Regions from separate parts of the Mus musculus genome. Here regions 2, 3 and 4 are each linked to region 1. A link is a loop called in an ENCODE intact Hi-C map of the cell type or tissue named here. Cell type or tissue: heart. All regions are shown on one strand. Region 1 overlaps Etv6 (ets variant 6). Region 2 overlaps Etv6 (ets variant 6). Region 3 overlaps 4933406J09Rik (RIKEN cDNA 4933406J09 gene). Region 4 has its middle 74 kb from the start of Gm46977.

Region 1 (2,500 bases):
TAGCCAGTCCAGTGGCCTCTCAGACTCTGTCTTCCTTCCTTCCCAGTATAAACCAAAGCCCTATTATCTAGATGAAAAGAATGAAAAACAGTGTCACATTCCCTCTGAGACTCAACTGCGGTTAAGACTTCATAAATTTCAGAAAAATAGGATAACTCACCAAAGTAAACATTTAAAAAACCACCTCACAGCAAATGGCTACCGCAACCCCAAACCTCAAGGTTCATATATTGAGATTTCAGTGAGCTTCATGATTCTCATCCGTCTCTTAAATACGGCTCTGTTTCCTGGTAAATAATATCTCTTCAGAGCCCTGGCACATAAATAGTGTAATAAGATCAGCTCTGAGCAGGCTGCCGTTCTAGTGCCCTCTAATTGCAGGGTGAAAATCCAGGGCCGCCTTAGCTCCTCATCTGTCTCCGTCTCTCACTGGCCACTGCCTGACACCCAGTCTGAGGTTCAACACCGTCTCTTCTTTTTGTGCTTTAGATAGATCCGTCCTTTGCACAGATTTTTTTTTTTAAATAAAGTGATTTGAAATGGAAAATTAAAAACTTAAATGCAAGTTTGGCAGCTTCTCTCTTCAGAAGCTTCATAAAATTCTCTATAGCACAGCTGCTCTGGATTCTCACCACTTAGCTGTTCTCACGATGTCTGAGAGATTAATTCTTACAGGGATGTGGTTGGAGATACTCCCCACGTCCCGTCCCCACCCCCCCATCTCCCGCCTCCCATGTTTCGCCGAGAATCTTCACTGGGAAAAGTTATGTGGAAAATCCCATCACCCGAGGTAAAGGTTCTTGAGTGATAGACACCTTTGGGAGTCTGTTACTTACCATGTTGTTTATGTGTGCTCTACTCATTTGAAATCCTGTCCTCTCTGGCAAAAATCTGAAATCTTATGTGCGATCCTGATAAGTGTGTGCCGACACTGTCTTGGGATGCCTCTGTGTGTCTGTGTCTGTGTGTGTGTGTGTGTGTGTGTGTGTGTGTGTGTGTGGTCTATCTGTTGTCTCTGTGGATCTGGATGCAGATACTTCAATCCTTCCTGGCAGATTTAAGCTCTCCACGTCCCACAGGCTGCAGTAGAGGACAAGGGCGGCATCAGAGAATGGAGAGCTTTGGTGGGGTCCCCACCCACTGGCCCAGAGACCAACTGTTTATCCCTGGGTCCCGGCAGCAGCTGAAAGCCAGGGGTGTTTTTGGGATTCGGCTGCCAAAGTTTCTTGAATCAGCCTTGTTCAAAGGCATATGCTGGGCTCACTTCTGAGGGAAATTTCCTTTTTGGGGAAGTTGAAGCAAAGGAATTTCCTGTGTGGGCAGACAGAGCTTCCTGACGTGAAGGCTTCTTGGAAGGGAAACAGTTTCATAATGAAATGACAAATTAAAGATATACCAGCCGGGTTCACTTCAAAACAGCTATTGAGAGTGCAGGCAAAGCCCTATTATACCCCCTCACAGAACAGAAATAAATCCCATCCTGACAGGTTTCTATATGCTGGGTTATATCTGTCCCCCCACACCTTCCTTCACAGTCTCCCACATGCTCCCTCTCCCACCCCCACCACTAGCTACCACCATCTCTGTCTTTAACAGGCTTCGAGCAGTCTCGGGGAGGCCTGGGGCATCCTTCCTGCCTCTTGTCACCTTTCCTTACCAGCTTCGCCCATCCTAGGAGTGCTTGGAGCCTCCTTGTAGGTGATGGTAAAGCCCGAGGCTGCCCAGACTTAGGAGTGATCTCTTTCCTTCTTTTGACATGATTGAAAACAATGATTGAAGATGGCTTCAGCTGGTTCCTTTAGCTGCCCCTTAAAATCTTGTAGGCAGTCCATGTAACTGCTATTCTTATCTCAGAGCTGGTCTGAAGCCGGCTTTGTTCAAGAAAATAGAGCTCTCTCTGCACTGGGCAGATGACGGTCTTGTGCTGAGCGTGTAGTTTTTTGCACTTCAGTCAGCCAGTGTAGCGGAGTTTTGGTTTTGTCTTGTACACTGATATGAAGATTCCCTTTGTTGCTGTTTTTATTTTTAAGACAGGGTCTTGCTTCATAGCCCTGGTACTGATCCAGAACCCACCTTGTAGACTAGGCCTTGGGCGTGATGTAATCCTCCTGTTGTCACCTCCTGAGTACGCATCTCTTTCTCTATCTCTCTCTCTCTTTTTCTGTGTGTGTCTGTGTCTCTGTCTGTCTGTCTCTGTGTCTCCTTTTCTTCTCCCTCCTTTCCCCCTCTTTTGTTAGGGTTGGGTTAAGGATAGAACTCAGGGCCTTGTGCATCCTGGGCAATTTACTCTCCCACTAAATTACACCCCAGCACCCTACATTTCTTTTCTTTTTCCTTCCCTCCCTTCCTTTCCTTCTTTCCTTCTTTCTTTGCCTTTAGAAAAAAACAAATTAAGAGAGAAAAAGATAACAGCATCTTTTGGGCAGTGTGTAAGAACAGCCATTATTCGTTAGGCCTAGGTCAGTAGGATCAAAAACTTACAGACCTTGGAAACCAACGA
Region 2 (2,500 bases), 89 kb after region 1:
ACTCCTCAACTAAACTCCCTCTGAGCTCCCCTTGGTTTATTTGAGGAGTTATTTTATTTTGTGCGCATGAGTGTTTTGCCTGCATATTGGGTATATGTATACCCAATGCCTGCAGATCCCCTCAGAACTGGAGTTACAGATGGTTGTGAACCCTGTGGGTGCTGAGAACCGAACACGTGTCCCCTGCAGAAGTAGCAAGGGCTCTTAACCACTGAGCCGTCTCCAGCTGGCACCCTACTCCTGCACCCTTGGTTCCTTACATCGCTTCTTTCGGCTGCTGTGTTGAAACCTAGAGAGGCCTCTCGACTCCACCACTGAGTGTGTCTGCAAATGTGTGCATGATCTATGCTGGCCCACTGGAGGAGACAGCCCACTTGCAGGCAGCATCTGCCTGGCCTGAGGGAAGATGAGTGAACCGTTTTTTTTGTTTCCTTCAGCCCATGTTACCAAATGCTTATGAAAAGCCCAGAGTTCGTTGTTATTGAACTATTCCCTCCAACCAGAGGTATTTACTTCTTTAGGCCCTAAAGGGGAAGTCAGTGGAGGTGGCTAGGTAAAAGGTCAGTAGATGGTCTCTGACCAAGCGGAAACTGAACCTTGAAGAAAAGCAATTGGGGACAGGGAAGTGTAGCATTCTGCTAGGCTGCTATAACGAACATCAACACCAGGCAGCTGTAGACACAGCACTTCAGTATGCCCTGCTCTGGAAGCCCATGGTCAGGGTTGGTTTCCATGAAAGCTGAGGGAAGGACCAGGTCTAAGAGTCAGTCTTAGCTACAGAGGTCTGGTGAGCAGTTAATCTGTAGTGTTGCTTGTCTTGGAGGTCCTGCCTTGCCTTTGGCGTAGCATTCCTCCTGTGTGTCCATGTCCGCAACCTCCTTTTTATAAGGGTACCAGTCATATTGAATAATAAGATATTCTGTTTCCCCTCTGTTGCTGTGACAAGCACCATGGCCTAAAACCCTGGGACTGGAGAGATGGCTCATTGATTAAGAAACCTTGCTGTTCTTCCAGAGGACCCACCAAATTCAGTTCCCAGTCCCCATGTGGCAGATAACAACTGTCTGTAACACCCATTCCAGAGGATCCAGTGCCCCCTTCTGGCTTCCGTAGGCATTGCGTGTATGTGGTTCACAGGCAGGCATGCAGTCAGAACACCCATACACATAAAATTTTCGAATAAATAAAAATAACCACTGAGAGGAGAAAAGAGTTTGTTATCAGCTAACAGGTTACATTTCCATCACTGAAAGAAGTCATAGCCGGAACTTGATGCAAAAAGCATGGCAAGGCAGTCACATGGAGCCTCTGCCATCAGACAGCTCTGTGGAGCCTCTGCCATCAGACAGCTCTGTGGAGCCTCTGCCATCAGACAGCTCTGTGGAGACTGTGCCATCAGACAGCTCTGTGGAGCCTCTGCCATCAGACAGCTCTGTGGAGACTGTGCCATCAGACAGCTCTGTGTATACTGTGCCATGCACTTTGCTCACTTTTCTGGGTTAGAACTAAGAGCGCTACTTTTCTTTTTAACTTCTCTTTATACCTTTTTTGGTTACTGATCCAAGGGCTAAGCATGTTTTCTCTGGTATTCTGAAGCCCTCTCGAAGCCACACGAGTGCTTATTGCCCTCCCTTGCAAATGGCAGCTTTCCTTCCTTCCCCTCTCCATCCCCCTTCTCCTGGCAGCTGCCAAGATTTATAGCTAGCCTACCCAGTTTTTTTCACTAAACTTGGCCTATTTTTCTTTCACAAAAAGAAGAAGACAAACCGTGGAGGTGTGCTTATTGCTGGTTTTCTCGCAGGCTCACACCTGGCTTTCTTATATAGCCCAGGATCATCTGACCAGGGAATGGTGCTGCCCACAGTGGGCTGGAACCTGTAACACATAAAATGGCTTCCTCTTAACTAATTATGTCCTCAAGGATCTCCTTTTCATAAAGGCCACCTTCTGGGAGCCTGGAAGTTAAAACATACGAACTTGGTAGTGGGAAGGCACAGTTGGGAACCCAATAATAGGGCTAAGAGGACATGATGTGTGTGTATGAAATATACTTCCACCTCATGAATGTTTCACTGGAGCCTTTTGTTTGGCTCTTTTACAAAACTACCGAGGTGTGGTTCTCTCTGGAATCCTGTGAAACACAGTGCCCTGAGGCTGGTGAGTCCCCTGACTCGTTTCATGGAACCTGGGGATGATGCAGGGTGACATGTAATGTTGACATGAGATATATGTTGACATGGGATATATGATCGTGAGATGTTTGCCATAACCTTTTTGGACTTCCTCATTGTTTATTTGTGACTGAATTGGGGCGTTTGGATGAATTCAAGTAAAAATGATAGAAAGAGGAGAATCAGGAATTCAAGGTCATTGTTAACTATGTAGTGACTTCGAGGTTAGACTGGTCTACATGGGATTCTATATTGGTTACTTTTCTCATCGCTATGGCAAGATGGCAAACAAAAACATGTTAAAGGGAAAGCCTTTTTGGCTCACACTG
Region 3 (2,500 bases), 240 kb after region 1:
AGAGTCAGCTCGTATTCATCCCACTGCAATGCTAAGTCCGGAGGCACTGGTCTAGAAAGAACGCTGTACAGTACTCTCGGAGGACAGGCACTCCGCAGTGATTTGCGATCCTTGAATGAACAACAACCCCCCCCCCCCGGAGAAAAAGCTCAGCGAAGCCGCTACCATCAGCTCTTTCTGGCTGCAGATTCTCCCCCACCAGCTCTCTGCCCTGCGATCATCAAAGTTTGGTCTCCAGGCCAGCGGCATCCGCAGCAGAAACTTCGGGAGTCGGGCCCAGCCACTAATGCGTACCCAGGGCTGGCAACCTCAGCAGTCATCACTGCTGGGCATCCGGGTGCAGTGGTCCCTGGCTTACAATCAAAGTGGCAGAGAGCCAACACTCACTTGTTTCTTGTGGTACCAAGAAAGGGCTCTGGGGATGGAAGCGTGGGGTTTGGGTTTTCTCCTCCTCAGAGCAAATTTGCTAAATAGACCAGGAGATTCAGGATGCGGAGAAGCACGGATGTGCCTACACAAGTTTCCTTCAGAGGGATGGATAAGACTAGGTGTTCCAGAGCTCTCCCCAAAAGGAACTACCGGACATGGCCTTGTCTAATCCCTCCTTCGAAACCTCCAGGCTGTCCTGGAAGGGGAAAAAAAATTCAATAAATGAAACAAGTTTAGAAGGAAAAGGCTTCCTAAGTAAAAGTGGAAATCGCCATTCTCCCAAAGATGTAAAGTAGAAACAGGGTCCACACAAGTGACCTGCCAACCCTGGAGCCCAAGTCCTGGAGGAGTGTGAGCCTAGAATGCCAGCGCTTTCTTGTGCCAGACTCCTGATTCTCTCCACTTATTAGAGGATTATCTGCTACACAACTAGATAGCTAAAGTTCTTTGGGAGTTTCCCACTTACATTCATCTCTACTATTCTGCACAGACGTTCAGGACCTGTGGAGTTTTTAAACACACACACACACACACACACACACACACACACACACAAACACACACACACAAACACACACACACACCTGCTTTTGGTAAATAAAAAAATCCTCAAGGACTAGAAAATTGGACTCGACAGCGTGTGTGTAGCGCCACCTGGTGGCCACAATTGAACGGCACCGTTTCCTTCCTTGTCCTGTGTTTATGAAAGGCTCCAGACAGGTACAGATAGATTCTTTCTCCCGTGTGGTCTGTCTCCTGCGAACTCAGCCACTTTGAGATGGCGACTGGAAAAAAAAATCTCCTTTTCACAAAGAAAAATCCTTGTCTTTTCACAAGCACAAAGCACAAATATATAAGCAAGCCATAGTGCTTTGTTCAAATCAACAAGTATTTAACATCTTCTGAATCCAAGGTTCTGTAACTGACAAATGGCAGCACGAAAGAACTTTCTGCGCTGTAAGACACGATGGATGGTGCCCCTTCCCTCACCATGAGTCCTCGGGTCCTTAGGGTGCCCTTGACTATCATTCTGGGTTCCATAGCCATGAAACACAGTGGTGGTGAGCAGCTGCCGTGCCTGCCAGGACACACTGTTGCTGACTGAGCAGTCTGGAAAGTGAGTTCTGTCCTTGATGTCCACCGTGACCTTGGGTGGGTGGCTTTCTGGACCTTGGTGTTGCGGGCTTATTAACAATCCTGCTCTACTGTCCTCATAAATCCCACGTTTTCAAAATGTGTCACCTGTCAATATTCATCTCTAAAGCAGGAACTTTGTGAGTTCTGCTTCACAACCAAATTTACAAATGTCAGACAAGTCAGAAAGGCCAGTATCCAACAAAAACAGTCCTTCCTGAATTAAGATGAAATCATAAGAGTGTCAGATGAAGGAAGATGAAGAGAAGCTTTCTCCAGCAAGACATCCCTATAAGAATGGCCAAACTTAAGCTGGCCATGGTAGCGCACGCCTTTAATCCCAGCACTCGGGAGGCAGAGGCAGGCGGATTTCTGAGTTCAAGGCCAGCCTGGTCTACAAAGTGAGTTCCAGGACAGCCAGGGCTACACAGAGAAACCCTGTCTAAAAAAAAAGAATGGCCAAACTTCTTTATGGGAGAGGAAGACAGAAAACCTTGGAAGATTATGAAGCAAGAAAATTGGTATGGGGGCGGGGGGAGCAAAACTGAGAGTGGGTGGAGTGGAGGCGCCTTCTCTGCTTGAATTCCTAAAATGTGTTTAATAGTTGAAGTGATCAAGCCAGCTCAGTCAGCCAACAGGGTCTCAAGGGAGGGAGGGAGGGTTGAAAAGAAAAAGACAACTAGACAACACTATAGCAGGACTCCAGCCAGGGCTGAGGCTGAAGGGGGGTTATTTTTTTTTCTAGTCTGCTTCTATATCATTCTAGGTACATACAAAGAAAATGGCCAGTCCTGAGGCATAAACAAAGTAGTCAGGGAACAAACAAGGCATAAACAAAGGTCCCAAGGTTACTGTATTCAGGGCTCTAACAAGACCCATCAAGATACAAAGGATTCCTTAGCTGTAGTCACCTTGAGTGGACTTTCGTGTCCCAGCC
Region 4 (2,500 bases), 190 kb before region 1:
GTCAGGTGCTTGTATCTCTATCTCCAGGGGCTACCCTCCTCTGGCCTCCATGAGTGTCTTCATCACATATACATGCCCACATAGACACATGTTATATTTAAAAATAAAATAAATCTTTTAAATTATTTTACTTGCATTTTGGTTTCCTAAGAGACAGTCTTGTTATATAGCCTAGGCTGGTCTCAAACTTGCAATCCACCTGCCTCAGGCACATTAGTGCTGGCACTCAGCCAACAAGGGACTGGAAATATTTCTAGAAGGATGTTTAGTATTCCATCAATTAATCTTATCTCTTAAGTCCAAAATGACTTTTGGTGTGACAACACTCGATGGGAGACAGTTTCCTCCGAAGTTATACATCTGGTTAATACAACTAGTATACATTTGGTTAATCCTTTCTACATAAAACATTAACAATGTCTGGGGAGCTCTTGGCTTGAAGGAGGAGAGAATGAGGCATCCGAGTCAGCAGCGGACTTCGGGTGACTGGTCCATCTCCTCCTGTGACTAAACCATCCCGTGATGTATTTGACCTACTTGGAGACTTGATGATGCAGAGCCAATGAGCCATCGAATGCCGAATCCTGTGTGTCCCAACTTCCACACAGCATTTTAAAGCACCCCAGTTGACCATGAGAAGGTCTTAACTCCTCTCCACCTCCATGACATGGTTGCCTTTCAGAAGTAAGAGAGGGTTCAAACTTGGTTGGGAGTGCCCGCTGCAAAGGCCTCTGACTCTCGCTTGCATTAGGCAATCCAGGCACACACCTCTACTGTCCTGGCAAGAAATTCTAACTCCCACCAGAATGGAAAGAAGCCAAAGCAAGTCAAAACTTTCTTCAAACAGAAGCTCACTAGGAAAACTCTAGGGGAGGGAGAGGAACAGAGTGGCTGCCCTGGCACACAGGGCAGTGACTCATTGAGAAACAACTGCTCCTGCTGCAAGAGTTGTGTTGGAGCCCCAGGGATTTGGGTGGAGGTGACGAGAGCTGTGCTTAAGAGAATATGGACACATGTACTGAAACACTACACTGCGCCCTATAAATATACTGTGGTTATTATGTGCAATTATTAGGAATTAATTTAAAAATTGTTAAATGTTTAAGGTGCAAACATTAGCTACACTGATCTGGTCATTTTGCCTTATATAAAGAAACGTGTACAGTTAAAATAAGAACCAACCGTAAAATGATCTAAAATTCACATGTAAAAATGGAAGAAAAAAATTGCAATGGTCCAGCAAGCAATAGTAGACTCCCTCCAACTTCCTCTTAGAAACTCTGGGTATCTGAAAGTCGTAGCAAAGGATATGCCCAGTAGGTGGCAGCAGGAGATAACTGAACTGAGAGCATACCCCACTTTGACCGATTTCACTTAGTTATTAACACATATGGTGGATTCATTTACTGACTGATTGAATGATCAATGAATGAAGAACTAACTCATCTAAGCTAGAAAACGTCATCATTTGAAATGTTAATATTCTTTTCGTATCCCATCAGTAGCATTGCCGTTTTATTGAGTTTTAGTTAGAAACTGTAGATTGTGTATGTGTTCATATATTGTGAGCATACCTCTCAGGCCTCCCACCCTACTTTTCTTAACCCCTCTTCCCTCTGTTAGTCCCTCTTGCTCCCCTAGGCAGTTTCACTTCTACTTACCTGTCATACACGCATGATTTTATTTTTAAACTGTGTCTCACAATGTAGCCCTGGCTGTCCTAGAACTCACAATGTAGACCAGGCTGGCCTTGAACTCACAGAGATAAGTCTCCCTCTGCCTCCCAAATGCAGGGATTAAAGTTGTGCAACACCACATTCAAATAAATGATGTTTTATTGATAGGTCTATATACAATCTAGGAAGGACAAATGAGAAGAAGTGATATTTGTTTTTTCTAGAATTGATTTAATTCACTTATTATGGTCATCTCTCCTTGCATCTATTTTGCTCTAAAGAACATAACTCCGTTCCTTTCTGTGGCTGAAAAACAAAACAAAACAAAACCCACTACAGCTCCAGGGACCCAATATTTTCAGGAGGTCTTAGGTTAAAGTCACTCACATGTGTATGTGCACACATCCATGCAGGCACTAGCAAACATAATTTTTTTCAAATTCATCTATATGAATTTGAAATATATTTATTACATATAAATTATATGTATAATAATTTATTTTATATATGTATATCACATTCTTTATCCATTCCTCTGTTGATACACCCCTAGATTGGTTCTAGAACTTGGCTGTTGCGAGCATTGATGGGCAAGTGTCCCTGTGATGGAGCTCTTCAGGTAAACGTCACGAGTGCGTGGTACAGCTGGGTCATCCTGTATCTAATTTTAGCTTTTTGAGAAACTGCCGCTCTGACTTCCACAGTAGCAGGCCTAATTACAATTTCACCAGCAGTGTCTAGATACATCTTGTACGGAGCTGATATTAGTAATACACGAACCAAACACACACAACAATAACCAATAGAAAATCATAGGCTAACTC

The links. Peaks named below come from ENCODE experiments on the same cell type or tissue, not always from the same donor. Only the 100,000 strongest peaks of a DNase experiment are listed, where the experiment ranks them.
Region 2: it touches region 1 in a loop (6-fold over the local background); 4 of 42 quality-filtered maps call a loop at or near these places.
Region 3: it touches region 1 in a loop (3-fold over the local background); 3 of 42 quality-filtered maps call a loop at or near these places.
Region 4: a loop joins it to region 1, with 2.4 times the contacts of the local background. A loop is called at or near these places in 5 of 42 quality-filtered maps.

What each region holds. Positions count from the first base shown.
Region 1 is chr6:134,150,841-134,153,340 of GRCm38, forward strand. All of the region lies in intron 2 of Etv6 (ets variant 6), which reads left to right. Among named protein-coding and RNA genes, the nearest start is that of Gm52920, 34 kb to the right of the region's middle. In heart, a CTCF peak has its summit at 1,139; a DNase peak (open chromatin) is centred at 1,211; H3K27ac peaks cover 2,385 bases.
Region 2 is chr6:134,240,092-134,242,591 of GRCm38, forward strand. The region is part of intron 4 of Etv6 (ets variant 6); the gene reads left to right. It overlaps LOC118027456 (a long non-coding RNA gene), which reads right to left. Exons shown (of 4, transcript NR_169154.1): 2 at 1,768-1,875. Among named protein-coding and RNA genes, the nearest start is that of Gm17089, 7.5 kb to the right of the region's middle. In heart, a CTCF peak has its summit at 1,109 (motif pointing left); no DNase peak of the experiment used is centred here.
Region 3 is chr6:134,388,593-134,391,092 of GRCm38, forward strand. The region is part of intron 3 of 4933406J09Rik (RIKEN cDNA 4933406J09 gene); the gene reads right to left. Among named protein-coding and RNA genes, the nearest start is that of Bcl2l14, 6.5 kb to the right of the region's middle. In heart, a CTCF peak has its summit at 1,108 (motif pointing left); no DNase peak of the experiment used is centred here.
Region 4 is chr6:133,959,567-133,962,066 of GRCm38, forward strand. No RefSeq gene overlaps it. Among named protein-coding and RNA genes, the nearest start is that of Gm46977, 74 kb to the right of the region's middle. In heart, a CTCF peak has its summit at 1,327 (motif pointing right); a DNase peak (open chromatin) is centred at 1,315.